Linked DNA regions of Mus musculus: regions 2, 3, 4, 5, 6 and 7 are each linked to region 1. The links are chromatin loops, found by intact Hi-C in ENCODE. Cell type or tissue: heart. All regions are shown on one strand. Region 1 holds the start of Abcc5 (ATP-binding cassette, sub-family C (CFTR/MRP), member 5). Region 2 has its middle 18 kb from the start of Eif2b5. Region 3 holds the start of Psmd2 (proteasome (prosome, macropain) 26S subunit, non-ATPase, 2). Region 4 holds the start of Parl (presenilin associated, rhomboid-like). Region 5 overlaps Eef1akmt4-ece2 (Eef1akmt4-Ece2 readthrough). Region 6 holds the start of Ap2m1 (adaptor-related protein complex 2, mu 1 subunit). Region 7 holds the start of Abcf3 (ATP-binding cassette, sub-family F (GCN20), member 3).

What was found. Hi-C counts contacts between places; a loop is a spot of excess contacts. Peaks named below come from ENCODE experiments on the same cell type or tissue, not always from the same donor. Only the 100,000 strongest peaks of a DNase experiment are listed, where the experiment ranks them.
Region 2: it touches region 1 in a loop (3-fold over the local background); 5 of 42 quality-filtered maps call a loop at or near these places.
Region 3: a loop joins it to region 1, with 2.8 times the contacts of the local background. A loop is called at or near these places in 3 of 42 quality-filtered maps.
Region 4: it touches region 1 in a loop (2.5-fold over the local background); 3 of 42 quality-filtered maps call a loop at or near these places.
Region 5: it touches region 1 in a loop (2.1-fold over the local background); 3 of 42 quality-filtered maps call a loop at or near these places.
Region 6: it touches region 1 in a loop (3-fold over the local background); 2 of 42 quality-filtered maps call a loop at or near these places.
Region 7: a loop joins it to region 1, with 2.7 times the contacts of the local background. A loop is called at or near these places in 2 of 42 quality-filtered maps.

Annotation. Positions count from the first base shown.
Region 1 is chr16:20,424,152-20,428,151 of GRCm38, reverse strand. Abcc5 (ATP-binding cassette, sub-family C (CFTR/MRP), member 5) reads left to right here and starts at 1,758. Exons shown (of 30, transcript NM_013790.2): 1 at 1,758-1,904. In heart, CTCF peaks have their summits at 1,939 and 2,148 (motif pointing right); DNase peaks (open chromatin) are centred at 1,741, 2,141, 2,701 and 3,771; H3K4me3 peaks cover 2,957 bases; H3K27ac peaks cover 1,978 bases.
Region 2 is chr16:20,478,896-20,482,895 of GRCm38, reverse strand. No RefSeq gene overlaps it. Among named protein-coding and RNA genes, the nearest start is that of Eif2b5, 18 kb to the left of the region's middle. In heart, a CTCF peak has its summit at 2,488 (motif pointing right); no DNase peak of the experiment used is centred here.
Region 3 is chr16:20,651,093-20,655,092 of GRCm38, reverse strand. It overlaps Psmd2 (proteasome (prosome, macropain) 26S subunit, non-ATPase, 2), which reads right to left and starts at 3,441. Exons shown (of 21, transcript NM_134101.2): 1 at 3,242-3,441; 2 at 2,793-2,849; 3 at 2,336-2,500; 4 at 424-545; 5 at 51-275. The coding sequence starts at 3,376. In heart, CTCF peaks have their summits at 1,600 (motif pointing left) and 3,482; a DNase peak (open chromatin) is centred at 3,422; H3K4me3 peaks cover 2,097 bases; H3K27ac peaks cover 1,249 bases.
Region 4 is chr16:20,300,037-20,304,036 of GRCm38, reverse strand. It overlaps Parl (presenilin associated, rhomboid-like), which reads left to right and starts at 1,675. Exons shown (of 10, transcript NM_001005767.4): 1 at 1,675-1,828. The coding sequence starts at 1,710. In heart, a CTCF peak has its summit at 1,560 (motif pointing right); a DNase peak (open chromatin) is centred at 1,756; H3K4me3 peaks cover 2,192 bases; H3K27ac peaks cover 1,513 bases.
Region 5 is chr16:20,640,557-20,644,556 of GRCm38, reverse strand. It overlaps Eef1akmt4-ece2 (Eef1akmt4-Ece2 readthrough), which reads right to left. Exons shown (of 20, transcript NM_177941.1): 12 at 3,832-3,942; 13 at 2,184-2,282; 14 at 2,007-2,084; 15 at 1,108-1,211; 16 at 824-934; 17 at 637-704; 18 at 299-489; 19 at 121-216. It overlaps Ece2 (endothelin converting enzyme 2), which reads right to left. Exons shown (of 19, transcript NM_139293.2): 11 at 3,832-3,942; 12 at 2,184-2,282; 13 at 2,007-2,084; 14 at 1,108-1,211; 15 at 824-934; 16 at 637-704; 17 at 299-489; 18 at 121-216. Among named protein-coding and RNA genes, the nearest start is that of Psmd2, 9.1 kb to the left of the region's middle. In heart, a CTCF peak has its summit at 2,153 (motif pointing right); a DNase peak (open chromatin) is centred at 2,166.
Region 6 is chr16:20,533,347-20,537,346 of GRCm38, reverse strand. It overlaps Dvl3 (dishevelled segment polarity protein 3), which reads right to left. Exons shown (of 15, transcript NM_007889.3): 15 at 3,334-4,000. It overlaps Ap2m1 (adaptor-related protein complex 2, mu 1 subunit), which reads right to left and starts at 1,867. Exons shown (of 12, transcript NM_009679.3): 1 at 1,746-1,867. In heart, no CTCF peak of the experiment used is centred here; a DNase peak (open chromatin) is centred at 1,946; H3K4me3 peaks cover 2,222 bases; H3K27ac peaks cover 1,692 bases.
Region 7 is chr16:20,546,490-20,550,489 of GRCm38, reverse strand. It overlaps Abcf3 (ATP-binding cassette, sub-family F (GCN20), member 3), which reads right to left and starts at 1,887. Exons shown (of 21, transcript NM_013852.2): 1 at 1,745-1,887; 2 at 1,377-1,524; 3 at 1,176-1,255; 4 at 700-746; 5 at 389-486; 6 at 166-288; 7 at 1-69. The coding sequence starts at 1,817. It also overlaps the pseudogene Gm15760. In heart, no CTCF peak of the experiment used is centred here; a DNase peak (open chromatin) is centred at 1,939; H3K4me3 peaks cover 2,493 bases; H3K27ac peaks cover 1,985 bases.

The sequences.
Region 1 (4,000 bases):
CATACTCTATTATGTTATGTGCTTTGATGCTCTTGGAAACCAATCACAACAAAGGTCAGTAAGAACTGCTTTGTATAGTTAGCTACAGCAAGCACGTCCCGCACTGGTGAATGAGCCTTTATGGTTTTTGCTTTTATAAGCTTCTCCTGCACCAATGTAAGAAGTTATTTGGAATAAGACTTCCATTTTGAGTAGGGGTTTAATAGTTTTAAATTCCTAAGAACTCTTTGGGGTTTGACATCCTACATGGCAGAAAAAGATATGGACATGGGTAACTGATATCCTGGTTGGCAAGTTAAGGCATGGATGTTAGGCAATGCAAGTTGATCCCCCAACCAATGGGAACAGGATACGTGTACAACAAAGACCTGCTCCAGAGGAAGTCCTTATCCCTAAATCCTGATTGGTGGAAGAACTTGACACAGATGTTTGTGGATTTCAGACTTAAAAAGCTCTGTAGATTCTGGCTCGAGGTTGCAGTCAGCTCCTGAGTCTGGTCTTTGACCCTGATCAGTCAGTCCCAGGACATACGCTCCATAAACTATCCCTGTCTGCCTGAGATCAGTGTTTGGTGGTTTGTCTGGCGACTCCTTGACCCCAACAATATATATCTTAATTTTAAAATAGTGAAACATAATCAGCTTTTTGTTATTATGACAATATGACAAATACCGGAGAAAACATGAACTTAAAGGAGAAAATACTTATTTTGGCTCAGGTTTTTATCCATGGTGAACTGGTTTTGTTAGTGTGTGCTCGGCACAAGGCTGAACATCATGACAGGAAGGGGTAACACACATCTCTCAAAGGTATACTTCCAGGGACCAACTTCCTTTAACAAGCCTCCAAGTCCTCATATTCTACTAGCTTCTAATAGTGACATGGAACAATCAGTCAATATTAAACCGTTCATTAACTCAGAGTCTTCATGATCCAACTTCCTGAAAGCCCAGCTCTGAACACTGCCTATCTTCCTGAGCTTTCTGTGTGTCAAATATACATCCTGTCAATAAGTCCAGCTTTATGACATTAGTGTTCACAGTAGCTAACTAGGTAGTTGTATGATGGACAATCCAGTTTACTTTCTTTTTAAATCCCTTAAATGGGTAACCATAAACAAGCCCCGGGTAGTTTAAAGGTTGGGAGGCATGCAATAGAGTAGTCTTTATATTATGATACTAAAATAGATAAAATAGAAAAAATAAAACGACTAATGCCTCGGGAGCTTTACATTTATTTATAAAAATAGATTGATTAGTTAGTATATCATTTTGACATCCCTTGTCACTTTGGAAATTGCGATTCTGGCATTTCACTACTTAGAAGTCAAGAAGCTGAGATAGATGGGTAAGAGAAAAGATCCAAAGGTACCATTCATGCAGAACGTGGAGGACTCATGCACCCATTAAGTGACACCACAGCTAAGAGTTGGGGCTGGACAGAAGCAGGCTATGATGACCTTCACGATGTTTTCTGGCACGTGGAACCGCCGCATAGATTTGGAAGTTCCTGACTTTGAACCTCTGGCTGTCAGAGAATACAGCGCCACCGGCTACCCCGACCCGCCTGCCCAGCCCCCGTGACTAAGGCAGAGAAGGTTCCAGACTGGGCATCAGAAACCGGGGAAGGATGGGGCAGCACGAGATGCGCGCGGGTACTGTGAGCAGCCTGCACCCCATCCCGGGCACCAGCGGTGCTTCTGGGAAACGTAGTCTTTTGCGGTGTGCGGCGCTGGGGGCTGCCGGATGAGGGACTACGATTCCCTTCGGTCTTGCGCAAGCTTTGTGCATCGCGCTTGCGCGTTGTGGGGGACTATGCCGCTATAAAGGCTTGTTTTGCTCAGGGTCCGATGTTCGCGAGCGTGCCCGGGCTGTTTGCTCTCGTGTGGGGAGGCTGGGGTGCAGGTAGGTGACGGTTCACGCCTTTTTCATGCAGTGTCGGAGGCTGTCACGGGCTCACTTCTTTGGGCTCTCCAAGGCGGGGTGGGCGGTGGGAAGCCTCGGACGGGAGAAACGGGGCCTGTCTCGTTCCGATCTCGCGCGGTCCCCGGCTTGTTGGCGACCTCGCGGGCTGTGCGGAGGTCTAGATGTTAGAAGGCAGGAGGGGAGGTTTGATGGGTGGTCACGGCCGGCTCCACTCTCCGCGCGGCCACCAGGGGGAGCTGCGTTCGCTGTGGGTGGGTCGTGGAGCCTGTGCTCGCAGGCCCGGGGCTGGCATGGGAACGCCCTAGGGCCGGGTGGCGGAGCTGTCCAGAGAGAAGCCCCAACCTCCCTCCGGGACTGGAGGCTGTCAGCCACTTACTACGTAAGTCATTATCTATGTTTTGTTTTGTTTTTTGTTTGTTTGTTTTGCTACTGGTATGTGGAGGTACGTGGCATCAGCACACACAGCGAAGCCGAGGTAGAGATGGGAGCCTAGATCTTCTGTCACCAGTGTCCTTTTCGGTGCTGACACGCAAAGGAGCTAGTGGCTTTGTGTTTATAACACCTGGATTTGGTGTTTTCGTACAGATGTGGGAGTCTCGATGCAGGTGGGCACAGGAATGACCGGGGAAGTCTTGAGTTCCGAAGGGAGAAATGGATGGGTTTTACTGGGGTCTCTGGAGTAAGTGACAGGTGAGGGAGCTTGGAGGCACAGGTGGGCCCTGGGGGAGAGGTGGGGGGGGCGTGATAAGTGGTTCAGCTTCCTTGTAGCTTCCAGTAGCTTCCAGTAGCTGCAGGGCCTGAAGGAGCTTCCTGAGGCGCCTAAAACCTGAGAGATGTTGCGATAACAGAACTTGGAAACACCAACCTGGTTAGTTACAGTTCTCCAGGCCTACACAATGCCCCTCCCCCCTGCAGAATCGTCACATCCACCCCTCTTCACTGGAAAGAGAATTTTAGAGCAAAACCAGGTGGCCCCCAACCCTGTCAGTTTTGAGTCGGGGTACTAATGTGAGAGTCCCCACTTTGTTTATTCTTCTTTCTCCCTTTATAGTGCTGGCTTAAACCAAAATATGCCAGGTTTTCCTAGTCCTGATACACACACCCTTTCCTTTGGATTTGGCAGGGCTGGGGACTGGAAAGAACCTCTGGCCTACATGCTTTTATCACTGAGCCTAAGTTAGCATTAGTTTTATAAAAAGACTTTACATTAGCTGCAAGGGAGTTGTCTAGAAAATGGGAAGTATGAATTGCTCTTTGGGCTGGAGAGGGTCCTGGTGTAGTAATCCTTTCTTAGTTGATTGCTTCATATCCATATTCACCTTAGCCCTACTCTACCGGCTTCTGTGTGTTCTTCTTGTCATATCCCAGACACACAGAAGATGGTGGTCTCCTTGTGTTCAGTGTGAAGAAACAGTAACTTTATGGCTACTCAGGTGTTTGCATACTTTAAGGTGCTGCACCTTTATTTATTTATTTATTGAAAGTGAAGCTATGACATTGGTGAAGATCATGGGGACAACGATTCCCCATACCCCATTCTTATAGAAACTCGCTTTGTCTGGAAGGTTAGGGAAGTTAGAATAGGCCACTGAAGTCCTATCTTATCTCACCATTAGGAAAACAGTTGTTTCTGTCAAAACTGTCTTTGCTACCACAGTCTGTGTGTACACTTTACCGGTTCCGCTTCATAATATATGATTGAACACACACAACTGAGAAAAAACATTGCCTCGTACAGTTCTTCGATAACTTTCCCTGTTGTTCTTGATGTGTTTGGTGTTGTGAATGGGGTCCCTTGGGCTCCTCCCTTTTAAGCTTCCCCAGCCCCCTCTTGCCTATTTTTAAAGTAGCGAGTAATCTTCCTCTTCCAGATGACAATGGCAGATGCCAGATCTGTTTATAGCTTGGCTTTCGGAAGAGCCAGAGCCACAAGCGTTGTTTTTGCTTAGTAAGCTGGTTTTGGTTTTGTTTATAGTGTACACAGTCATTGGGCTAGGTGCTCTTTCTTTCTTCCTTTCTTTCTTTCTTTCTTTCTTTCTTTCTTTCTTTCTTACTTTCTTTCTTTCTTTCTGTCT
Region 2 (4,000 bases), 55 kb before region 1:
AAATCTTAAAAAAAAAGATTAAAAAAAAAAAAAAAGAATTCCACTACCTCAAATACATGAGCCAATGGGGAGACATTCTCACTCAAACAACTAGTTGCCATTGTAACACGTCTACAATGAGGGCATAAATAGACCAATTTTTTTTTGCAGTTTGATGAGGAAAATAATTTGATCAAACTTAATGTTGTAGGGGAGGCAGTTTCTGAGGATGTAGACATAATTTTTTGTTTTGTTTTGTTTTTTGAGACAAGATCTTACTATGTAGCCTTGGCTAGCCTCCAGCTTGTCACATCGACTAGCCTCAAACTCACAGAGTCCCACTCATCTCAGCCTCTCAAGTACTAGGATTAGAGGTGTTCACCACCATGCCTGGCAAAAGCAGCTGTAACTGTTAAGTAATTAGTCTTAGTAAAGCAACACCTACTTCGCGTCTGCACTGGGACAGGACACTTTTGAGATGAGGCTCCACCCATCCACTCCAATTTGTGAAAATTCAAATTTATTTGAAAGGAGAGAGTTTGAACTCAGAATACCTCAGAAAGCATTTCCTGCTTGAAAACAGCAGCCTAGGAGATTGATTTTTGCAGATTTAAGTATATAGAAGTTTTTACAACTATGGTCCAAGAGGTAAGACTCCATTCTGAGGTGTCAAAGAACTTGAAACCATCATCCATATGGTATGTTTTGCAAGCACAAACAAACAAACAAAAGATAACCCAGAGTTTTGAGACTTGTGTCATGGATTTTGTTCCATAGTTCCAGAGAGTGGCTAAGGCCAGGCAAGGTGTGGCATGGCCTTCCCACAAGAAGACCATGAGTGACCATTTTATAAAGTTGAGAAGATGACTCCTGAATCAAAGTGGAAGGAAGGCCCAGGATGTTGGGGATTTCTGAAGCCTGTTACATTCGATGAGGAAAGCTGTAGGCATGGAATCGAGCCAGACCATGAAATGTGATTTGTGCAGCATGTGACAGAGTTGGAGGAATGGGGCTACCCAAGTCCTTTGAAGTACAGATGATGAAGCTATCATGAGTCCCAGATGCCTGGCATGCAGTTGCATATTTGGCTCTTTTGGACTAGGTTTCAGTCCTGCTTTGGTCCAATCTCTCTTTTTTTGTGTGGTCATCCTTTTTTTCCCCTTTTGGACCTTAACTGTTTACTCTGTACCATTGTGTGTTGGATGTAGTAACTTGTTTCGTGATGGTACAAGGTATCCAAGTTTGTTAGGGTGGTAAAAACCAGGAACTAACACAGAGGTGTTGCAGGTCATGATATTACAGTGTATCCAAGTTAAAAGATGCTCTGAGCCACAGAAGCATCTCTGCATTGACTTTAGAACAGTAAAAGACTATGGGGGTGTTTAAAAATTAGGTTTAATGCGTTTTTCCTTGCAAGATGGCCACAGGACAAGGGTTGAATGGTTAAGACTTAAAAAGTGGTATGTCTGGGGCTAGAGAGATGGCTTAGTGGCTAAGAGCACTGGTTGCTCTTCCAGGGGTCCTGAGTTCAAGTCCAAGCAACCACATGGTGGCTCACAACCATCTGTAATGGATCGGATGGCCTTTTTTGTGTGTCTGAAGACAGCAAAAGTGTACTCACATACATTATCTATATCTCTATCTATCTATCTATCTATCTATCTATCTAGTGGCATGTCTGGACATCAGGTTGATAAGGAATGGACTTGTGGTTGCTAAAAACATCAATTAGCAACTTGACAGAATTTAGAATCCCCTAGGTGTGGTGTTTTGAAGATGAATGTCCCCTGTAGGCTCATATATTTAAATCATTAGGGAAGGATTAGTCAGTGTGGCCTTTCTAGAGCAGTTGTGGCTTTGTTGGAGAAAGTGTGTCACTGGGGATTGGCTCTGAGGTTTCAAAAGCCCAAGCCAGGTCCAGTGTCACTCTCTCTTCTGCTGCTGCTCTTGGATGCAGATGCAGAGCTCTTGGCTACTTCTCCAGCGCTGTGCCTGCCTGTGTGCCACTAGGTTCTGCACCATGATGAGAATGGACTAAACCTTTGAAACTGTAAGGAATCCCCAATTAAATAAAGTGCTTTCTTTGATAAGAGTTGCCATGGTCATGGTGTCTCTTCACAACAGTAGAACAGTGGCATTTCTGGTTTGGGTTAGGTAAGAAGAGCAGCCCAAGGTATAGGTACCATGCTATCAAAAGAGAAGAAATGGGGGCATTGCATATGTTGTCACTGGAAGTAACCTTAGGGTCTCTTGGGTCTTTCCATAGAAAAGAATGTCATCAGAGCCCATGTAAAGCAAAGTCAAAGTTTATCAATGGCATCCAGTATAAATATGAATATTAGAAAAAAACAAGCTGCCCCGCCAAGACAAGACATCCCCAAGCATGGACATGGTTTTCCCAGAGCTGAGTCACTTTTAGGTGTTTTAAAGAAAGATTTATTTATGTGTGTAGGTGTTTGGCCTGAGTATGTGTACGCTGTTCAGCACATAACTATAGTGTCTCTACAGGCCAGAAGAGGGCACCAGATTACATAGATCTGGCGTTACAGCTAGTGCACTTTAAACTCGGATCCTGTGTGAAAACTTCAAAGGTTGAGGTTTGGTCTTTTGCTATGTATTGTAATGCTAAATACTGGCTGGCTCTGGTTGCCTCAGGCATGAAAGAATCCTCACACAGCCAAGTGATGCTGTTGTAACCTTGCTTCTTAAATTAAAACTATTGGTTGAATAAAGATGCAGAAGAGAGAGAGGATGGGGGAGGGGAGAGAAGAAGACACCATGGAGTAGGTTTGCCATGAAAACAAGGCAATGACGGCTGGCCAATTGAATTTAAGAGCAGGCCAGGGGCTGGACAGATGGCTCAGTGGTTAAGAGCACTGACTGCTCTTCCAAAGGTCCTGAGTTCAATTCCCAACAACCACATGGTGGTTTGCAACCATCTGTAATGGGATCTATGCCCTCTTCTGCTGTGTCTGAAGACAGCTACAGTGTACTCATATAAATAAAATAAATCTTAAAAAAAAGAAAATGAATTAACAAACAAACAAAAAAAGGAGCAGCCCAGATGGAACATGGTTAGTTATAAATTGTAGGGAAGTAGACACTAATATCTTAGAGGGTGGATATCTGCCCATCTCTAGTGCTTTAAAGGCTTATTATACATAATAAAAGTTGTGTGCTTTTTATCTGGGAACAGAGTGATCAAAGTGGAGTAGAACCCCCCTTTGAGATTAAATATTTACTACAACTCTTAGCTGCCGAGACACAACTGTTAGGTAATTTTACAAGAAGCATGTACAGTGACATTCCATGTTCCCATTTAACAAAGCTTGCTTAAGTGTAGCCGGCATATTCACCCTGAGTGGACTCAGGGAGCAGCTAGTGGCGGCCATAGGCAGGTACAGGGAGGACTGGAACCTTTCAAAGCTTTAATCTTTTATCAGCACTCCTGATTTTAAAAATGACGAGGGTCAATAACTCCACTCCTACTGAAAGTATAACGTAAAAACAAAATTCTAGGCCTTTAGGCCCAGGCTTGGGAATATGACCTCTGTGACTAATGCTCCAAGGTATGCTAATCATAAAACAGATAGCGACATTCATCCACCCACCCGCTTCCTGGGTTCAAAGAGTGTTCATTCAAAGAAAGTCAACCTGACCACTGCTGGAACCCGCTATGCAAATGTGCTATTGTTAGGGGCTCTTAGAAACTGTCTTGAGAGATAACCTGCACAATTACCAGGTATTCCTTGTGACTCTTGTGACTTTGCACTTCCTTGGGACTCTTAACCAACAACGCCCTCCCCACTTCCTTGAGTTGTGGTTTCTTCCTTTAAATACCCCCTTACCCAGCTACTTGGCGCGCCACGGTCCTCTACCCCTGCATGGTGTATGACCGTGGGCCCCCGAGATCACTCTTGAATAAAAATCCTCTTGCAGTTTGCAGCAAGACCATTTCTTATGAGTGATTTGGGGTGTCGCCTCTCCTGAGTCAGAACATGGGGGAGTCCTCACGTTGTGG
Region 3 (4,000 bases), 230 kb before region 1:
CTAAGACTCCCTGGAAGACGAGTGCTACCTGCTCTCCTGTACTCACTCACCTGGTGAGATAGAGGCAGACCTTGGCGTAGGCGTTCTCATCAATGTCCTTCTCTAGCATGTCCACCTGCTCAATTTCCATGAGCAGGTCACAAGCCTCGTGCTCTGCATTGTGAGCCATGTTGTAGGGGACGATTTCCTTTACCAAGGTAAGCAGTGGTTCCCGCTGTGCTTTCTCTGCATCATCCAGCTCCTGCCACTCCTTGGCCACCTCTCCTGCCAGATGTCTATGGATAGATAGACTTGCTCATTAGGGAAGCATGTTGCTGGGAGTCAAGGAATTCAGTGTCTGGGGGATTCAATACATTCAGTTTCCCAAACAAACAGAATAATGACCCCAAGTCCCTTCTCATGTCCATAAAGAAAATGCCTTACCTGACGTATTCATGGCCCCATGACGCCAGTTCTTCCTGGGAGCCCACGAGCCGATACTTGAGGCACTCCCGCTCACCACTCATGGTCATGGCCAAAACAGAGATGATGTCAGCTGCAAAACACTAGGAAAACAGCATGTGCCATTACAGAATCAAGATTACTGTCCACAAAATTCACCTATAAAATTCAATATATACTAGTCTCTATACAGAAAAGTTCCATGCTAAGCCTCAAAAAAAAAAAAAAAAAAAAACCCTAAAGTTGGTGTTGCTAGCTCCCTCTGAAGCTAACCTAACTCAAGAGTAATAAACAATGGGGGAATCAAAGAAAGATGCTTCTGCCGGGCAGTGGTGGCGCACGCCTTTAATCCCAGCACTCGGGAGGCAGAGGCAGGTGGATTTCTGAGTCCGAGGCCAGCCTGGTCTACAGATGAGTTCTAGGACAGCCAGAGTTATACAGAGAAACTCTGTCTCGAAAAACCAAAAAAAAAAAAAAAAAAAAAAAAAAAGCCAGATGCATCTGGGTTTGGGTTGTAGTGTGTTTCCCATTACACCACAGTCTCATTACATCATATTGCCTAGTTTGGCCTCAACATTCTAGACCCACCCAGCATAAATTTTAATTGCAATAATAAACTACTAAAAGGTGGTAATAATAATAGCAGCATAATCTAGGGGTCTGAAAAACAGGCTCAACAGTTACAAAAACATGCTGCTCTTGCAGATGACCTGACTTCAGTTCCCAGTACCCACGTGGTGTTCACAACAGCCTAACTCCAGTTCCAGGGAACATGTTCCCAGCCTCTGGCCTGTGCAGACATCACACGCACAGGATACACATACATACATACATACAGGTACGGAGGCAAAACATTCATCCACATAAATACAAAACTGAATTTTAATTTTATTAAAAAAATATTACTTTTATCTACTATTATTTATTTATAATTTAAATATTCTACCTAAATAACTATAAATTAAATGATCTAGAAAGATCACTGTAACTGCAGTATGATAGGCAGATGATGTGGGAGTCAAGGACAAAAGCAAGCCAATTAGGAGGCTACTCAAAATACACTGCAAAGTAAAGACTTCTGGGTCACAGTTGCACCAACAGGACAAATGTGACTCAACTGAGGGTTTTTAAGACATAAAAGGGGCTCACAACCATCCGTAATGAGATCTGACGCCCTCTTCTGGTGCATCTGGAGACAGCTACAGTGTACTTAGATATAATAATAAATAAATCTTAAAAAAAAAAGACATAAAAGGGATGAATGTACATGGGACAGAAGAGAGAGAAGGGACATTAAATATAAGCCTTAGAAAGCCAGGCATACTGGCTTATGCCTCTAACCCCAGCACTCCAGATAGAGGCAGGAGGAGGAGGAAGGTCATAAAATAAAGTTCCGTCTAGGCCACACAGCCGAGTTTGAGGTCAGCTAGAGGGGCTGGAGAAAAGGATCAACACTTAGGAGGACTTCCTGCACGCTCATGAAGATCAGAGTTCAAATCCCAGCACCTATTAAGACATCCCAAAAACCTCCAAAAACCAAAATCAAAAAGACATCCCAAAACCAACTATAAAGACCGAGGGTCTTTAGGCATGCATAGGCGTGACACTTATGCATATGCACATGCATACAAGCACATGCATTCAGGCACACACATATATGCACACACTATAAAAATTTTAAATTAAGTCAGAAACACATCGTGCTAAGAAAATCTTAAGATATAATGAAGCAGAAACTTCTAAGGAGCTGAGAAGCATTCTCAGGCTTTCCACTGGAGAATCAGTCTCACTGTGATGAACTTTCCAGCTAGATGGGGTCCACTAGGCTTTCAGTGACTTAGCATTAAAAAAGGAATTATTCAACTGGACAGGTCCCAGCCATATTCTGAATTACCTTATTCTCCCCAGGGGCCATGTTCTCATAGATTTCCTTCAATTTGCCATAGTGTGGACGCAGAAATTTGAGAGGCTTGGGTACTGAAGTCATGGAAGTTGTAGAAGAACGAATTTGTCTTCTCAGTTCCTCCAGAGCTGGTCGATATAGAGATGTATCTTTCTCCTAATAGGGGATGTTAATGCTCAGACCAAAAGGAGTCACATTTCTCCACATCACGACCCATACATACTTAACCAATGCTTTGGTCAAAGACATAACTGGCTCCTATTTCATGATGCCTCAACCCCTGTAAATGACCTGAGACCCATGACCCCATTTAAATACCCTTTGTAACTCTTCCCTCAAATTATCGTAATATCTAATATGTGGTATCTAATTGTTGCCTCAAAATGAAATAGAGTAAACAAATGAGAAACATCAACTATACTCCCCCTGTAGTAACATCTTGACTCACCCCGAGTCGCTCCACGAGCATCTCCAGTTCATCTTGAAGCTGTTTGTCCTCCTCAGACTGGAGGGTTAGGGGAAGAAGCTCATCAAAAGTGGGGACCCGAATCACATTCTCCTCCCACTTACCCCGGGACAGGTGAAGAGTGTGAATGTCTATGGACAAGAAGAGGGCGTGGGATAGGGAAGCAGCCCTATAGGAAAGGCTGTCTACCTTAGGAACCAGGCAGACTCTGCTTGGAAGCCATTCTAGGAAATAACCAAAGAACCGCGATGTGATGGTGAGGGCCTCAGGGAGTGACAGTGCGTAATGGGGCGGGCAGGGTATAAAGAAAGGGTCGCCCCATCCTGAGTCTCCCCGGTGCGGTGGGCAGTACGGAGTCGGGCCCGAGGCCTTCGAGCCAGCAGTGACTCAGCCCAAGGCCTCCTCCTCGGGCTCCCCAGGCTGCGCCTCACCAGCTCCTGCTCTTTGTCTTTTTCCCCGGCATCCCTTCGCTCCTTGCCACTCGACTTCTCGTCCGCGCCGCTGGGGGTTGTCGCGGAGGGCTGTTGGGACTGCACGGGTGTCTTGTCTCGTCCACCCTCCTCCATCTCCGCCACTACTGCCGGCCTGCTGCGCGCGCACCTGCTCGCACCGCCCCTTTTCCCAGAAGGCCACGCGCGTTGTCCTCCAGACCGGAAGCGCCCTGCGGATCCCGAGTCCCGCCCTCTGGAGCAGGACGGGAATTACTGTTCCGGCTTCCAGCCCGAACGGCTACTGTTGAGTTAGGGTGTCTCTGTGCGTGCAAGGGTGGTCTGACTGCAGAGATGCCTAGCTCTCCGATCCTGTAGCTTCACCACAACTGGATGCATGGTACGATGAGAAGGTCATCCTGAAGACAGGACGTCCATACATGTTCATGCTTGCTTTAGTCCTCTGTAGGAGATTTCTATGAGCTCAAAACTCTTCAAGTCTTGACCGAGTCTGTGTGACTTCGGTGTAATTATGCCACTACTACTGTGGAATAGTAACCGCAAACCATTTCCCCCAAAGTGAAGATGAAATTTACTTATTTATTATCCCAGGTTAGCCTCGAACTTACTTTCTAGCAGAGAATAACTTCATTACAGACATGAGCTGCTGATGCGTGTAGATCTTGGATTCTAGGCATAACCATCCATTTCCACTGCCAATGACTTCTTCAGCCTTTGGAGAGAGATTGAACAGCCCATTGC
Region 4 (4,000 bases), 120 kb after region 1:
AGTGGCTGGACTAGGTTGATAGAGAAAAACTAAAGGAGGGAAATTAAATAGGAGGGCAACAGGGACAAGGTGGGTAGTGAAGTCGTGGCTAAAGGTAGAGTGGAGGGAGGGAGGTAAAGCAATGCAGCAAATAGCCTAAAACAAGCCAAATTCTGCAGACTCTGCACAGACCCTGAGAGTCAGGCGGCCAGCCTGTGATGTCTGGGGAGTGAGAAGAGGGGTGGAGATATATATGACGGACACAGGCTGGCCCACACTGGTTCTGGTTTCAGTTGGCTCAGTCCATCCATCTTTATGTTGGCCCATTTGGCCTACACTGACTTTGAAAACATGGACAATAAGAAACAATTGTGTATTTAATCTGTGAATGAAAACATAGAGTCACACAAAGTGGGTATCCCTTAACAACCAAACTCCTCTGCATCCCATATCTAGAAGCTACAAACAATGACTGGGGTCCCTTAAGCATCTCCACTGGTGCTGCTACCCACAGTTATGCAGTGTGTTCTGACTCTTTCTGAATAAGGGTCGCTCCCCATGTTCTTCATTCTCGAAGCCTGGAAACACTCAGCCCAGACCTTTACCACCAGTAACAGAAGAGTTTCTAAGGGACCCCCACCCCCACCCATTCTCCTTTTCCCTCTTGAAATAAATGAGATGACAGAGTAGTCCTGGAGGTGCTTCTGATAGACTCCAATCTAATAATATAAACCAAGGGCCATAAAATTGCAGAGGGAGTTAAAAAGTCTCTTTTACTATAAGTGAGGTTTGTTGTGAGTTCTAGAAAATTGCGGATTTATAGTTAGGAAAGGAAACATGCCATGCTTAGGCATTACACATGATTCCCTGCTACTGTAACATTCTTATTTGAAACATTCCTGTAGAAAGGGAACATTGTTCTCAAAGCAAATGTTAATTGTGCTGGGATACTTGACTCTCAGTTGTCTAGAGATCAACCAGACTCAGGTGTAGGAGACCCTCTCCCTTCCCTTGCTTCTTCAACTGAAACACTTGGGGCTCTGTCTTTGGCTATCAAACTTCAGTAATGGAACCACCCCAGAAATCTCATGCTGGAAGGAAAAAGCCTGAGTTTCTGGGGGCAGCCAGTAACTACAGAAGGATTTGCAACTTGTCAAGGGGGCAGGCTTGGAGAAGGAGGCTGGATCAGGGGTCGGGGGTGACGGGTGAAGGGTGATTGGTGAGGGGACACAATTTCCTTATACTGCACACTTCTTGCCTTCCATTTAAACCTTATCTTTATGTTAGACCTGGAAGATGAACGTGGGGAGTCATTGAATTTCATCCTCTCAGTGTGGTCCCATTTAATAAATCGTTTTCTGCTTTTCACAATCAGACAGATGTCCAAGCCTGGCGAGTTAAGGTTGCCACTGTACAGGGCCATTTCCCTTTTCTGAGACTATAAAGCACAGTGAAACGGTGTCTTGTGGTTAAATGTGATAACCTGAGGGTGTCTGATAACACAGCGTTACTCAAAGCCTCAAGTTTTCCCCAGTCACTCTCACCAGAAACTTCCAAGGTGGCGCTGGTCTGAGAAGAGGAAGACCGGAACTGAACGGCCTCCAGGTGGCGCTCTAGACCACTCCTCCGCGCTGTGTGGCTTTTTTTTTTTTTTTTTTTTCTTCGCCCCGGAAGTGATTTCTAGGCCGGGGTTAGAGAGGTCGGGCCATGGTGGGGCAGAGGTTGGGAAGATGGCGTTGCAAGGTTGGGTACAGCGAGGCTGGCGCTGCGGTCCGGCGTGGGCGCCTCCCTTGGGTGGCGGCTACCGGGAGCTCTCTGCGACCCAGGCCCCGCGGCTGCTTGGACGCAGGTAATGGCCGCCGCTTCCAGCTCCCCCGGCTTCCCATGAGCTGGGGTTGCGCGCATCCTCGGGGGATAGGTAGCCGTGTGGGGCTCCCGCTTTCCATTGTTTACGAGGTCTTTGCTAAAGCTGACTCCTCCCTGCCTAGCTTTTCCTTGGTCCTCCTTTCCCTACTGGCTTCTGGGTGCCGAGCCGCGAGAGGTGTCTGGCCGAGCCCGGCCCGGTTCTCCGGACCCGCGGTCTTTCCTAGTAGTTCCGAGGGATGTGATGGAAAGGGGAACTTCTGAGCGTTAATTGCATGTCCGGCTCATATTCTTGAAAGGGCTGTACTGCTGTAGGAAGCACGTGGCCTTTCCGGCCGGCCGGATCTTACATGAAGTGTAATAGAAGAGAAATTCCATAGCAGTTGAATTAATACTGACGTTGAAACTTAGTCCGAAGATGTCAACTTTGCAACTTCTACCTAATTGATGGTACCATACACACCAAGGGGCCTGAGGTCTTTATAAACGTGTGAGCTAGCCAGAGATGAGATTGAGCCTGGCGAAGGCACCACCTGATCTTAAAATTCACCCGAGGTGGGCACAGGTCTGTAATCTCAACTCTCAGTAGTCTGAATCAGGAGGATGGCGAGTTGGAGCCAAGCTGGGAAAGGCTGAATTATAAATAAATAAACAGCACCTGGACTATATGTAGATTCATTTCCCAGGTGCCACCCAAAATCAGAATCTTGGAAAGTGGCGAAAGCGGAAGAACCTGCTCCTCAAGTGAAGCTTATTAACATCTGTGGAAAAGTTGCATATGGTGTAGCTTACTGGCTAACGTTTAAAATCAGGCATTGCTTTTAAACAGCTTGGTGTGGTCAGACTTGCTTGTAAGCAGGGTTAGGCGTTCAAGGCTAGGCTGGGCAGCAGAAGACTGGAAAAAAGAAAGGAAGAAAAAAGTCTTAAACAGGTGGAACTGGGGAGGTGCCTTGGAGGTAACAAGATTTCTGTGATCCTGTTGATTTGCTGTGATAGTTTCGGGAAAAGGCAGCAAAAGAAGTGGACACTTCATCTCTGAGGAACCTCATTGGTAGGGTGCTTGTCTCTAGTAACACCACAAAACTTGTCAAAAGAGTTTAGCCTACCTATCATGGTGGCTCAGGCTAGTAATCCCGGCACTTGGGAGGTGGATTAGGAGTAGGAGCCAGACTGTCAGGCCACCATGGATTACTTGAGGTCCTGTCTAACCCTCCCCTCAGTACATGTGGTATTAAAATTTATATGGAAACTTGGAAACTGACATTCTTAATCTTGTGGTTATGGGAGAATGCATTAGATGAGAATGTGGGTGAACCTGAAGTGGCTTTGCTCTTGTCTCCACATGTATGAACTTAATAGGGAATGGGAGTTGCTCGCTTTGTAATCACTAGTCTGTTTTGAGCCACTGTGGTTCTAAATTAGCATGAAGAATGAGCCAGGCCTTGTGGCTCTAAAGAGGTCCCAACGTTTGCATTTTATAAACACTTTATGTGGTGATACAAAGGCAAAGGTGATACAAACACAAGGTCCTCAGGCACCTGCCAGCCCACACACGGTTCTCCCTTTACAGGAGTTATAAGATTTTATGATATGGTTAAGTTTAGGTTGCTGCACTCCTGTCCTTCAGGATTCTTGTCTAGCAAGAGAAATCAATAGTACTGGGTTACAAGTTTAGTTCTGTATAATGAATGCATTCTGATGATGATCATTTGGTTTAGTTCAGTGGGAACTGATCACTTTATTTATTAGACCTACTTTGGCTACTTTAAACTCTTCCTGGGCTTCGTGAGCTCTTAGCTCAGCACTCAAGATTCTCTGCTCTTACAGGGGACCTGGGTTTGATGCCCAGTTTCCACATGGTTGCTTACAACTGTCTGGAACCCAGTTCCAGGGGCTAAAGGCCTCTTTAGGCCTCTGCTAGCACCAGGCACACATGTAGTGCACAAACATACATATAGGCAAAACCTCCATATACATAAAATTAAACGCTCTTGGGGCTGGAGACATGGCTCAGGGGTTAAGAGCACTTAGTACTCTTCTAGAGGACCTAGGTTCAATACCTAGCACTCAAATGATGGTTCACAATTGCCTGTAATTCCAGGCCTAGAAATCTGTTACCCTCTTTGGGCCTCCAAGGCATCAGACACATGAGTTGCAC
Region 5 (4,000 bases), 220 kb before region 1:
TTCATGGGCTCTGGACACCACGCTTTCTCTCAGTACACTTCCCCAACACCTTTCCTGCATGACCCCAACTTCTTCTAAAGGCATCCTTCCTTTGGAGGGAGTTCTCCCAAGGGGCCATACCTGAGCAAATCCCACGAAGAAAAGCTGGTGATTGGTGAGCCCCACAGCAGGCAGCGGCTGCTCCTCCCCATGCTTTCTCAGCCATGCTTTGTAAGCCTGGGTGAATAACAGGTAGCAAGTCCACCAGCCCACATCCCCAAGGACCCTTCGACACAGTCTGGGGGACCCAGCCACTCACATTGTAAGCAGCCTTAAGGCCCCCATTATCGGCGATGTTTTCCCCCAGGGTCTGGAGTCCATTGAGCCTCTCTCCATTGACCTGGTACTGGCTGTACTGTTCTTCCATGCAGGCTGTATGGTTCTGGAAAGCCGTCAGTGACTCATTCTGCCACCAAGGACGCAGATTCCCTTCTTTGTCATACTCACGCCCTGAGAAGAACTCATCTTTGCAACCCACCCACGGGGGAACAAATACCCCAAACAACCCTAGCCCAAAGACACCAGGATCCCTAAGACTTGCCCCCAACACCCCATATCACTGTAGTAGTCACTGGGAATTCTAGAATGGGCCCCTACCTTGGTCATCAAAGGCATGTGTCAACTCATGGCCCATCACTACGCCGATGCCACCAAAGTTCAAGGCCCTGGTAGAGGAGGAATGCTGAATAAGGTCACAGCAGGGACATTTCCTGATTCCCCTCCAGGTCTTCTCCCAGTTCACCCACATGACCCCAGAACCCAGACCCTCCTGCCTCAGACACACTTTGGATGGTTGTGAGCATAGAAGGGGGCCTGCAAGATGCCAGCAGGGAAGACGATTTCATTCTTGGTTGGAAGGTAGTAAGCGTTCACGGTCTGAGGTGTCATGCTCCACCTGAGGGAGGAAGAACGAGGCTGACGGGCCTCACTCTCCTTATGCTTCCCAGCCTGACAGCCAAGGCCTGCCCTGCCTGTCTCCTTCAAGGGCCTTGAACCACTCCTCGTTTCCATCCCCCAAAGCCCTGGTCTACCTCTCTGGCTGCCCCACGTCTGCCCGCTCATTCTCACTGGTCTCGGCTGGGAGGTTTGCGGAGCTGGTCAGCCATCACCTTAGCTGAGAAGTTGTACAGATTCAACATGTTTTGGAAAAAAGAATCTTCAGAGACTTCATACTATGGGAATAGTGGAAGGGAGAAAGCAAGTGAGAACGTGTTGGAGAATCCCAGCAGGAGCTTTCGAAGCAAGCCTCTGTCTCCTCTACTGTAAGATGGCTGTCGACAGCTAATTGACAGTATTTTAAAGGTACTTAAGTTTCAAGGGCTGTTTTGTTGTTGCTTTTGTTTTGTTTTGAGACAGTCTCACTCTGCATCCCTGGCTAGCCTGGAGCTTACTATGTAGACAAGACCTTGAACTAAGAGTTCTGCTTCCTGAGTGCTGGGATTAAAATCATGAGCCACCACATTCAACGTTTTTTTTTTTTTTTAAACTTACATTCTTTTGTTCTTACAACCCTGTAAGCTGAGTCCCTTTTATTTGTTTGCTTTGTTTTTGTGTATTCTCGCTGCCCTGGAACTTCCTCTGTAGACCAGGTTGGCCATAAAATTGAAGATCCATCTGCCTCTACTTCCCAAGTGCTGGGATTAAGGGCTTGCACCATTACAGCCCAGCAAGGTGAGTATTACTAAAGTCCCATTTTACAGATGAAACTGAGGCCCAAGTTATATGTCCTGTCCAATCTTACACAGAAGTAGGAACATGGTCAACTCAGGAAGCACTCCAAATTCCAACCTTCATTAATGCTATATTTTATTGTCAACTGGCCCATACCTGGCACAGAGATTATACTTAGACAACTTAATTACTTGTATCTGCCTTCTGTCCTCAGTGCCTGAACTTCTACTGCTGAGGCCGGGTACAATGCCAGAGCCGCAGGATCTGAAGGTTAGTATGTGAGCAGAGGTACTCACCCCATCATAAACATCATCCAGCTCTTTGGGCTCCAGGATGAAATCAGGGAAACCAATCATATCATAGATGGCATCTGCCTACAGAGACCAAGGTAAGGATTTCCCTCCTAGATCCCAGCAAAACTCAATGGGCTGTCGCCGCCTCAAGATGGCGCCCCCGACACAGCCATGGCTTACTTTCTCCTTGGCTGCCAGCCGGGTCTTCTCATCCATCCAAACCAAGTCTCCCAGGGTCTCCTCAAAAGCAGAGCGGATTTCATTGATCATCCCCTCGGCCTGCGGGAGAGGGGAGGGTCACAAGTCAGCTTCCCCTGCACTGACTGCCTCTTTGCCCTCCACTGGCCCTTGGGTTCCATCCTGGTCTATCCAGGATGTCATGGATTATGAAGAGTCCTGAAGAAAGGCTGCCCAGCAGGGAGGGTGGGACCACCACAGGGGACATTATTGTCATTGTGGGTGGCATTTTTCCAAGTAACTAAGTAAACATTTAAATTGGCAGTTGGGTGAATTAATATACTTTCATTATCTACATTGTTCTTTATCTGGTTAGATAGGAGACAAATGAACAGATTTTGTACAGTTGAAAACTGAGGAAAACTTATCACTGATAATCTCATCACACAGCTATCTTCTTTTAACAGTCTGACTATTTCTAGTGTTTTTCCTACCCCAGAAATTCAGACAGAATATGGAACTGTGTTATGCAATGTGTATATAGTTTTGCAATCTGCTTTCGTTCTGCTTTAAAATGTTTCAGTAGGCCAGGTATGAGAGGCAGGGGCAGAAGAAGGGGCATCACAACTTTGAGGCCAACATGGTCTACAACAGCAAGTACCAGGCCAACCTCATCTCAGGGTTGGGTTTCTTGCTTGGGGGTAACAAACTTGTCAGGCATGTTAAAGGGCTCCAGATGCAATACTGGCATTACCAGTCTCTCTTTTAATCAAAAAATTAAAGCCAGACATAGTTGTTTAATCTAAAAAATAAATTCTAGGTATCAGAAGGCTGAGGCAAGTTCTAGCCTGGAATTCATAGTAAATTCCAGGCCAACTGAACCATCTAAAAAATGTGAGACTGTTAATTTTTTTTAAATAAATAACTAATTTATCTTCAACTTAAATGTGGTATCATAATCCATCCTATTATTTATTTTTCCTTTACTGCATAATTGGACATCTCAGGTCTCCCATAAATATCTAATATTTAATATTATTATCACCTATTATTATCTCTTAAGTATTATTTTTGGTTTGGTTTGCTTTTATTTTTTATTTTTTTAAGGATTTATTTATTATTATATGTAAGTACACTGTAGCTGTCTTTAGACCAGAAGAGGGAGTCAGATCTCATTACAGATGGTTGTGAGCCACCATGTGGTTGCTGGGATTTGAACTCAGGACCTTCGGAAGAGCAGTCAGTGCTCTTAACTGCTGAGCCATCTCTCCAGCCCCCTTGCTTTTATTTCTGTTTGCTTGTTTGTTTTTCGAGGTAGGGTTTCCCTATGTAGCCCTGGCTGTCCTAGACTTGCTTTGTAGACCAGGCCGGCCTCGAACTCACAGGGATTTGCCTGCCTCTGCCTCCCAAGTGCTGGGACTAAAGACACATGCCACCACACCTGGAAAGTTTTGATAATTACATAGGTAACATAAACCTAGTATAAGACTTTGTAAATTACAGAAAAATGCAAGGAACCCCACACCTCATAGTCCCACCCCCCAATGTGCTGCTTAGTGAAATCCCTTCCCAATTTTCCTATGCATACACATAAATGACCAGCAGGTTTTTAAACAAATCAAAGGGTAGTTTTAGAAACATGAAGACTCACGATTTCCTTGCTTTGTCGGTCAAATGTGGCTTTCACAAAGAGTGAACCCAGAGCAAAGCCAAGGGCATCATCTGTATTGGAGATGCAGGTCTGCCACCTCGGAGTGCAGGACTGAAAAGGAAGAAGGAGCGGGGTCCCAGAGATAGCAAGGACCTCTAGTCCGAAGGCC
Region 6 (4,000 bases), 110 kb before region 1:
CCCCTACTGTGCACTCTCACTCCTGCTGCTTCCAGTGAGTCACAGAGAAGGCCTGCCTGCAGATGCAGGAATGGCGTGGCGGGAGGGATTACTCTAGTTGGCTTGAGCCTGGGCCTGCCACCAGGCATAACCTTTAGAGCAAGCATTACCCTTCCAAGAAGGCAACGGAGCATGACCCTCTAGAAGTCTACACATTCCAGGAAAGGGTGTGCAGGGTGAGGTGGGGCTGGGAGGGAAGAGGCCCTTAGGCTCTAACACAGAGCCAGGAAGGTGGCTGAAGCAGGCACATCTTTCCCAGGCAGAGAGATAAGCAGACAAAGGAACAGAGGCCCGCTTAATAAGTTCTTTAAAAGATTTCATTTTTACCGACACACAGGTACATGCCAGTGTGCTGTATGTGTGGAAGCTAGGTGTTAGACTGAACACTGCCCTCCACCCCTCAAGCCTGAGTTAGGGTGGTACTGAGCCAAATGACATGTGCCGGGACCTGAACTCAGGTTTTCTGGAAAAGCAGTAAGAACTCTTCAATGCTGAGCCCCTTTTACAGTTATTTCTGGTTACTGTCTTTTCAAAATTTCTAAGTGTGACAAAAATTAGGTCTGTATGTAGTAGCATTAATCCTGCCATCTAAATTGTGTCTCCAAATCTGCCAAGTCAGTCACTTCTGGCCTGGTGTTTACCAAGCAATGGGCAGGGATAACAGAATGCCTCGACTGCCCAAATTATTTTGGTCAAAATTAAGGTAGAATATTTGAGTAACGGGGTTAATCTGGTTCTAGATTTCTGGATTAGTCCAGATATTAATTTCACTGAGGTTAGTTTAACAGACTTTTTGAAACTGAAAAGTTAACCCTTGAAGCCCAGTGACAAGTCCAAAGAAGGTGAGAAAGAAAATGCAAAATGGAGGTTGAGCGCTGAGCAAAGGACCAAGTCCACAGGTATCAACCTCGGGTGGGGGATGGTGTGTGTGACCTCGGGGGGGGGGGCGGTGTGTGTGTGTCCTGGACGAAAATGCAATATTTAGTTAAGGAAAGGGTTAGCTGGAATTGCTAGCAAAAGACCAGGATGACCCCAAAGCACCAAATACAGCTGTGGGAGTCCCTAAAGGTCTCCTATGGCAAAGGTCATAGGAGCTTGGGAGGAGCGAAAAACAGCGAAAAGAGATAGACAAGAAAAAGAGAAAGCTGAGAGACAGGGCCTACTCTTCTGTTAGTGAAGCATAGGGGGCTGGTGGAGTTTTTCTCAGCTGAGGGAGGAGAAGACATCTAGGCCCGGGAGATGTCACCACGGGATGCGGGGGCTGTCACAGGTCTGAGGTACAAGAGCCGTGGGGGTAAACCAGGAGGATGGAATCTCTCAGTGTTCGAGAGAGACCTGTCACTGTCCAAGGGAGTGGCACCAGGGGATGTCAATGTCCTGGGGGATGGGGAAATAGGAAACCCCGGGGTTGAGCGGTTGTCAGGATTCTAGGGATGGGGCGCCGCGCGGCGTCTCCCGCTCTAGGATTCCAGCCCTAGTCTCTTCCCGGAGACGCCTGGCGGGTCACTGGAAGGCGTTGCTCCCCGCCCTTGCTGCAATCGCGCCCAAGGCACCCCCGCCCGGTTGTCTACTCCCTCCCGGGTCTGAAGGCTGAGGCCACTCCCCGGTGCGGGCAGTTTTCCACCCAGCACCGTGCAGGGCAAGGCAGGCTACCACAGCACCCTCGTCGCCTGATAAGGACCTCTAAGTCAAGCCTCCCAGCTCACCTGGAGTCAGCAGCCCCCACAAGGCCGGCCTGGCCACTCTCGGATCCCAAGATGTCCGCCCGCCCCCAGCTCGCCTGTCTGCTGCCTCGGCTTTCACTGCAGTGCTCCCGCCCCACCCCGCCCCGATCGCAGCTGCGCCTGCGCGCTCGCCTCCAGCGGCGACTACAAGTCCCGTCAGTCCCCGCAGCTTTCAAGCTGACACATCTGAGCGCCCTAGGCTCAACAAAACTACAACTACCGACAGCCTTCAAGACAGAGAAGACGTCAGCTTTAGTGCGCCTTGCAAGCAACACGTGTCGTGATACACTCCAACCATTGTTTGCTTCACTGAGAATCACGGGAAGTGTAGTCTCTGCGACCCTTCCTGTTCCTAGTTAAGTGGGGTAGCTTTAAGAGACCAAAGCTATTTGTCGAAACCAATTGTAAATTTTGAATTACTATAGTCTTTTATTGTCTCCAGATTTCGAAGACTGGCTACTTTACAAACACAACTTGGCATAAGCTTGTTACTGCTGAATTTACTGTTTTTTTTTTTTTTTAAACACCACGTTTGATTCTCCCAAACGTGTGTGTGTGTGTTTTTATATATATATATAAAATTTATTTGTATGTATTTTATATATATTCTAGGATTGGACTGATCCCTTTCTCAGGGATAATTATCCAAACAGAAAAGCTGGGAAGGAAGACAGCTAAACGTTAATGTTTTCCTCAGCTAAATCTGTGACTGTGGTGTGATGGTGACGTATGCCGTTAATTCCAGAGTTCTGGAGGCAGAGGCAAGAGCATCTCTGTGAGTTTGAGGCCATCCTGGTCTAAATAGAGAGTTTCAAGACAGCCCAGGCTACATAAGAGACCCCTTTTGCCCTCTACTCCAGTTTAGTTGGGCATGGGATTTTAAAATCCCATTTCTCCTTTAATCCCAGCACTTGGGAGGCAGAGGCAGGAGAATTTCTGACTTCGAGGCCAGCCTGGTCTACAAAGTGAGTTCCAGGACAGCCAGGGCTACAGAAAAACCCTGTCTCGAAAAAAAAAAAAATCCCATTTCTCAACTGTGCAGTGGTGGCACATGCTTTTAATCTCAGCACTGGGGCGGGGGGGGGGGGGGGGGTAGAGGCAGGCAGCACTCTGAGTTCAAGGTCAGCCTGGTCTACAGATCAAGTTCCAGGACAGCCAGGGCTACAAAGAGAAACCCTGTCTCATAAAAACAAAAAAGGAGAGAAAAGATTTCCTATGATATCCAAACTGAGAGAATGAGGAAGAGCCAACCTGGACACAAACAGCTGTCTGATTATTGCCAAATCAGGAAAATTTGGTTTTTCTCTCAGGAGACAGAGACATCCTGCTGCCTAAACAGGCCAGAGACTTCTATGGCAGAAAGGAAGTGGGTGGGTGCTTAAATCTGGTTGCTAACCCTACTATTCCTAGCAATCTCCTTCTAAGTAGCGAAAACCCAAAAACTTCTAACTCCTGAACTATCATTCAAGGCTTCATATCTATCTTTGCAAAGGTTTTCTCTTCCCAATATACCCTAAAAGTTTGCTGGTTTAGAGTAAATTAATAATAATAATAATAATAATAATAATAATAATAATAATAATAGCTACCATTTATTGAGCACCTACTCTATTGTGTGCCAGGCACTGTGCTAGGCACTTTTCGTACAATATCTAATTCCTCACAACAACCCTGTGAGGTAGGTATTATTATCATCATTTTACATATGGGAGGACTGAGGCTCCAGAGAGGTTAAATAACTCTTTTACACAACCAAAAATGAGAGCTGGAATTCAAGCCCAAACCAACTTGACTCCAAATCCCATGCTCTGTAAATTAAGAAAGGGAGAGGAACAGCTGAACTTCAGAGTGTCAAGAGTAGAAGGGTGTGTGATGCTGACTAATACCATGTAGGTGTAGCTTGTAACGAAGGTCACCAGGACAGGAATTCAAGAGGAATAATGCTTGACTATTATGGACATGCCTGTGGAGATGTCCAGTGGGTAATAAAAACAGGTCTAAAGAGAGGGGAAGCTGGGGTTGGAGATCCAGATTTAGAAGTGGCCAGCATATCAACAGCTTAAGAAGAGAATGGCTGACACTATCATGGGAGTGGGAAAGGAGGAGATGTGAGCCAAAGACAGGATGACAAGGGTACTGGCGTCCAGCGCACAAGTGAGCACTGACGAGGGATTCTCAAGATCACAGGAAAAGGCAGAGTTAGAGAGAACCGAAGACAGCTAAGATCAAATCATGCT
Region 7 (4,000 bases), 120 kb before region 1:
CCATTGCGTCCCACCAGGCCGTAGCGTCGGCCCCATGCCAAGTTTACATCTGCTCCAGCCAGCAGTACCCTGAAGGGGTGGTAAGAAAGAGAGATGAAGAATCATCTAGAAACACAGCTCCTTCTCCTTTAATTAGAAAGATCCTGCCACTGGCCATTCCCTCACCTGTCACCAAAAGAGACATCAAAGTTCTCAATTCGCACATCATAGGACTTGTTCTTGCCAGATGATTCCAATCGACTCTCTTTTCTGCTGCCTGCCTGGCTAGCTGACGCCTCCTCCAAGACTCTTTTTAAAAGAGAAACAGACAGCTTTTAGGGCTCCCGAAAGTCCTTCAATACCAGAATCTGCCCTGCTTCCTGCTTAGAGCCCTTCTTCCCAAACTCACAGAGGGTTGCTGGTCTTCAGTGTTTCCTTCTCTGAACGCTTCTCCTGCTTTGCCTTCAGTCGAGCTTCAGCCTTCTCTAGTTTCTTCGCATTTACTGTCTGAGTGAATTCCAAACACAACCAGTTCATACTAGGGTACAGGTTCAAAAAGGAACTCCAGAGATTACTGCAAACAAACCCTTAAACTTACCCATGACGCTACATAAGCAAACACGCAGGGAAAGACACACCAGAAATCTCGCCCAAAGATACACCCACTATTCAGTAGACGGTCAACTCTCACACCCACCACAGCCCCTTCCCACTTCTCACCGAGGACTGTTCCCTCTTTAGCAGTCCTGGAAGTTTGGTGTCACAGTCTGTAAGTGATAAGAAAAGCAGTCACCTTCTCCATGAGAGAAGGGAAATGAAGACTTTGAATGACTAACAAGAACCAAGGATAGTTTTAAAGATAGCATTATAACACTGAAATGGACAGTTATTAGCCTTGAAGTAAAGGGCAAAACGATCTCACACTTAAGAAGAGCCCAATGTACTCTTTTAAGACCACGCTGTTGGTTAAGGTACGAAACTGGCAAAACCAGCTTCAAGGTCTGTATGCCTCCTACTACAGACAATAGCTTGGAGAGCCCTCCAGGCCCCGTTCTCCATCACAAGCTTTTATGGTCACAAAAATACCGCTAGCTCCTACAAGCCTTGTTGTTGAGATGGAGAGACCTGAGCTGCAGCGAGGTGGTGGCTGGGGGTGGAGGCAGAAGGCAGCTAGTTCAATCTCCCCTCACTCTCACCATAGTTTTCCATTATCTTCGACAACTGGATGGGGGCGTCCAGTAGCACCTGGCTGTTTCCCTGGTTCTGCGGTTCAGCCCTATGTAGGTAGAGAGAAAGCACTCACTTGGGAGAAAAGATTTACAGCCTTCAGACCTTCCCCCTCGTTTGTTCTCCATTCTCCTCTCTTTGCCCATCAACTTCATTCCCTTGGCACCTACAGGCGTAGAGTGTTGTACATGCGCTGACAGACAGCCCTAATGCCAGCGTCATCCTTGCTGTCCCCGGACACTTCTTGCAATAGTTCCCCGACAGCTTCCACCAGGTCATCCACAGACTCGAAATCCGCGCTGCCACTGTGCAAGACACCTGAGCCGGGTACCGCAGAACAAGACAGACAACGGGTAGGGCGGATATAGGAGCAGTTTCAGTGTCTGTACAGCTCACTCGGGGCACCAGACCCCACTGGCCCTCAAGATAAGAGGTCACGCAGAGAGACCAGATAGCGGTCTGCTGCACTGTCCGCCCTCAGTCTTTCCCCACAACCTCCACTTCGGCCTCCCCAGGCAGTTAATTCAGTTTCGCTCACCGGTCACGTAGTCGAAGACCTGCCCGTCAATTTCAGGGAACTCGCTTCGCAGGATATCAGCGCAAGTCGCCATGTTCACTCGGGATCCAATCTGCGCAGTCGTGGTGAGACTTGGGCCTAGGACCGCCTCCCTGCCCTTCCTCCCCACCCCGAAATCGCACCCCTCATCCCAAGGAGCATGCGCAGGGTTGACGTAAGAAAGCAGAGTCTGCGTGAGTCCAGGGGGCGGGTCTAGTAGAACGGGACGCAAGCGCCGCGGAGTCCAGCAGGCGTGGCAGCTTCCGCGCCTGCGCGGTTCCAGTTTCCCGTCTACGTCTACCACCTGTGCGGGTTTTCGCTGCCTTCTGGAAAGTGGAGGTTGTATCGAGGGGCGTGGCAGGATCGCCCGAGGCTTATCGTAGTGGGGAGCACGGGAGGTGTTGCGAGGGGAGAAATGCCTAGACACGGGCTAACGTGGGAGGGGGTCGCTTTACAGCTTGGATACCTTCCCCGCAGGCGCATGCTGCTGCTCGCCCACCTTTGGCGTTTTGCTGACTCACGCCAACTCTCGGTCCAGAGTGGATCAGTTTCAATTAGTCCTGCTAGTTGAATCAGCTGGGTGAGGAGCACACTTCTGCTTGCCTCTTTGCTCTGTCCTCAGTTCCTTCACACTTCATAGGTGTTCAACTGGGTCATTGAGAATGAAGTTCTGCCACCCCAAGGCACATCACCCACTGCCAGAAAACCTGAACAAGCCCTTTTATAAGTTCATTGTTTATCCTGGGTCTACAGACAAAGCAGATCTCAAGTGTCTGTAAAAGATACACCTCACACACACACTCAATTTGCAAAATTAGACAACTTTATTCCAATGCGCTCAAATTACACCCGTTTATATTTCCGAGACAATCTCTCTAGAGAGCCTAAGCTAACTTAAGAACTGAACCTCCTGCCTGTCGCCAAAGTGCTGGAATTAAAGGCATGTGACAACACTCGACTGCCCATTCATCCAGCTTAAGCATTATTGCAATGGGGAGCTGCCAGTCTTGGTGTTAAAGTTTAAAAAAGCTATCAGCATGCCTGAGGTTATAGATTAGTTGGTAAAATGCTTGTCTACCCTGAGGCTTTGTGTTTGATCCCCGGTACCTCATAAAACTGGGTGCGGTGCATGCCAATAACTCCAACATTCAGGAGGCAGGGATAGAATGATCAAGAATTCAAGGTTGCTGGACTTAGATGGAACCAGCCTTTAATCCCGGCACTCAGGAGGCAGAAAAAGGCAGATCTCTGAGTTCAAGGCCACCCTGATCTACAGAATTCCAGGACAACTAGGGTTAAAGAGAAAAACCTAAGGAGAAAAAAAAAAAAAAATCAAGGTCACCCCACTGCTACAAAATGAGTTCCAGGCCATTCTGGGGCCATTTGAAACCTTGTTTCAATTCTCTGGTCTCAGTAAGCTACTGAGTACTCAATTCTCTGGTCTCAGTAAGCTACTGAGTACACCCATATGTGTATAATACATTTAGGAGACTAGGGCAGGCAATTTGGGAGTTCGAGGCCATTCTGGACTGTACTAACTTCCGCATAAACAAAACAGCAATTGAACCTCTAGATCTAATAACCAGTTTACAGTAAATTCAGGCCAGGGGCTGGAGAAAGGACTCTGAGAAGTGCTTGTTCTGTTCTCAGCATTAAGACCTGAGTTTGATCCCTTGTACCCAAGTAAAGTCAGATGTATCTGTAAGTCACTGTGGTCTATTTTCTGTATAAAATGTACTTAGGCGCTTCCAGTTTACTTTAGAGTTGAGACATTAGTAGCTATGCAACTGAGCCAATGTATCAGGAAATCAGAGAGGGTTCTCCAGCCCCAGGAGGATACAGGGTTTGGGGTGGAGACAATGGTAGAAAAACAACGGGAAAGACTGAAACTCTCTGGAATATCAGGGGAAAAAAGGGCAGGATTTTTTTTTTTTTTAAATATAGATCAGAGACTCTAAAAACATTGGTTGTGCCAAATCATAGGGCCAGCCAGGCCTTTCTGCCTGTTTCCCAGGCTGCTTTATGTTAGTTATTCTGTCTCCAGTCCTGAGACGTGAGGCACATCTTTACTCCCACACCCTAAACCCCAGTGCTGGTAGGCAAGGTAAGATCACCAGGACTTAGGAGCTGGTCCGCTGAGCAAAATCATTTTTCCAGGGCCAGTGAGATACTGTCTTGAAACTAGAGGCAGTTGAAGAATACACTCAACACGAACATCTGACCTCTATCTGTACACAC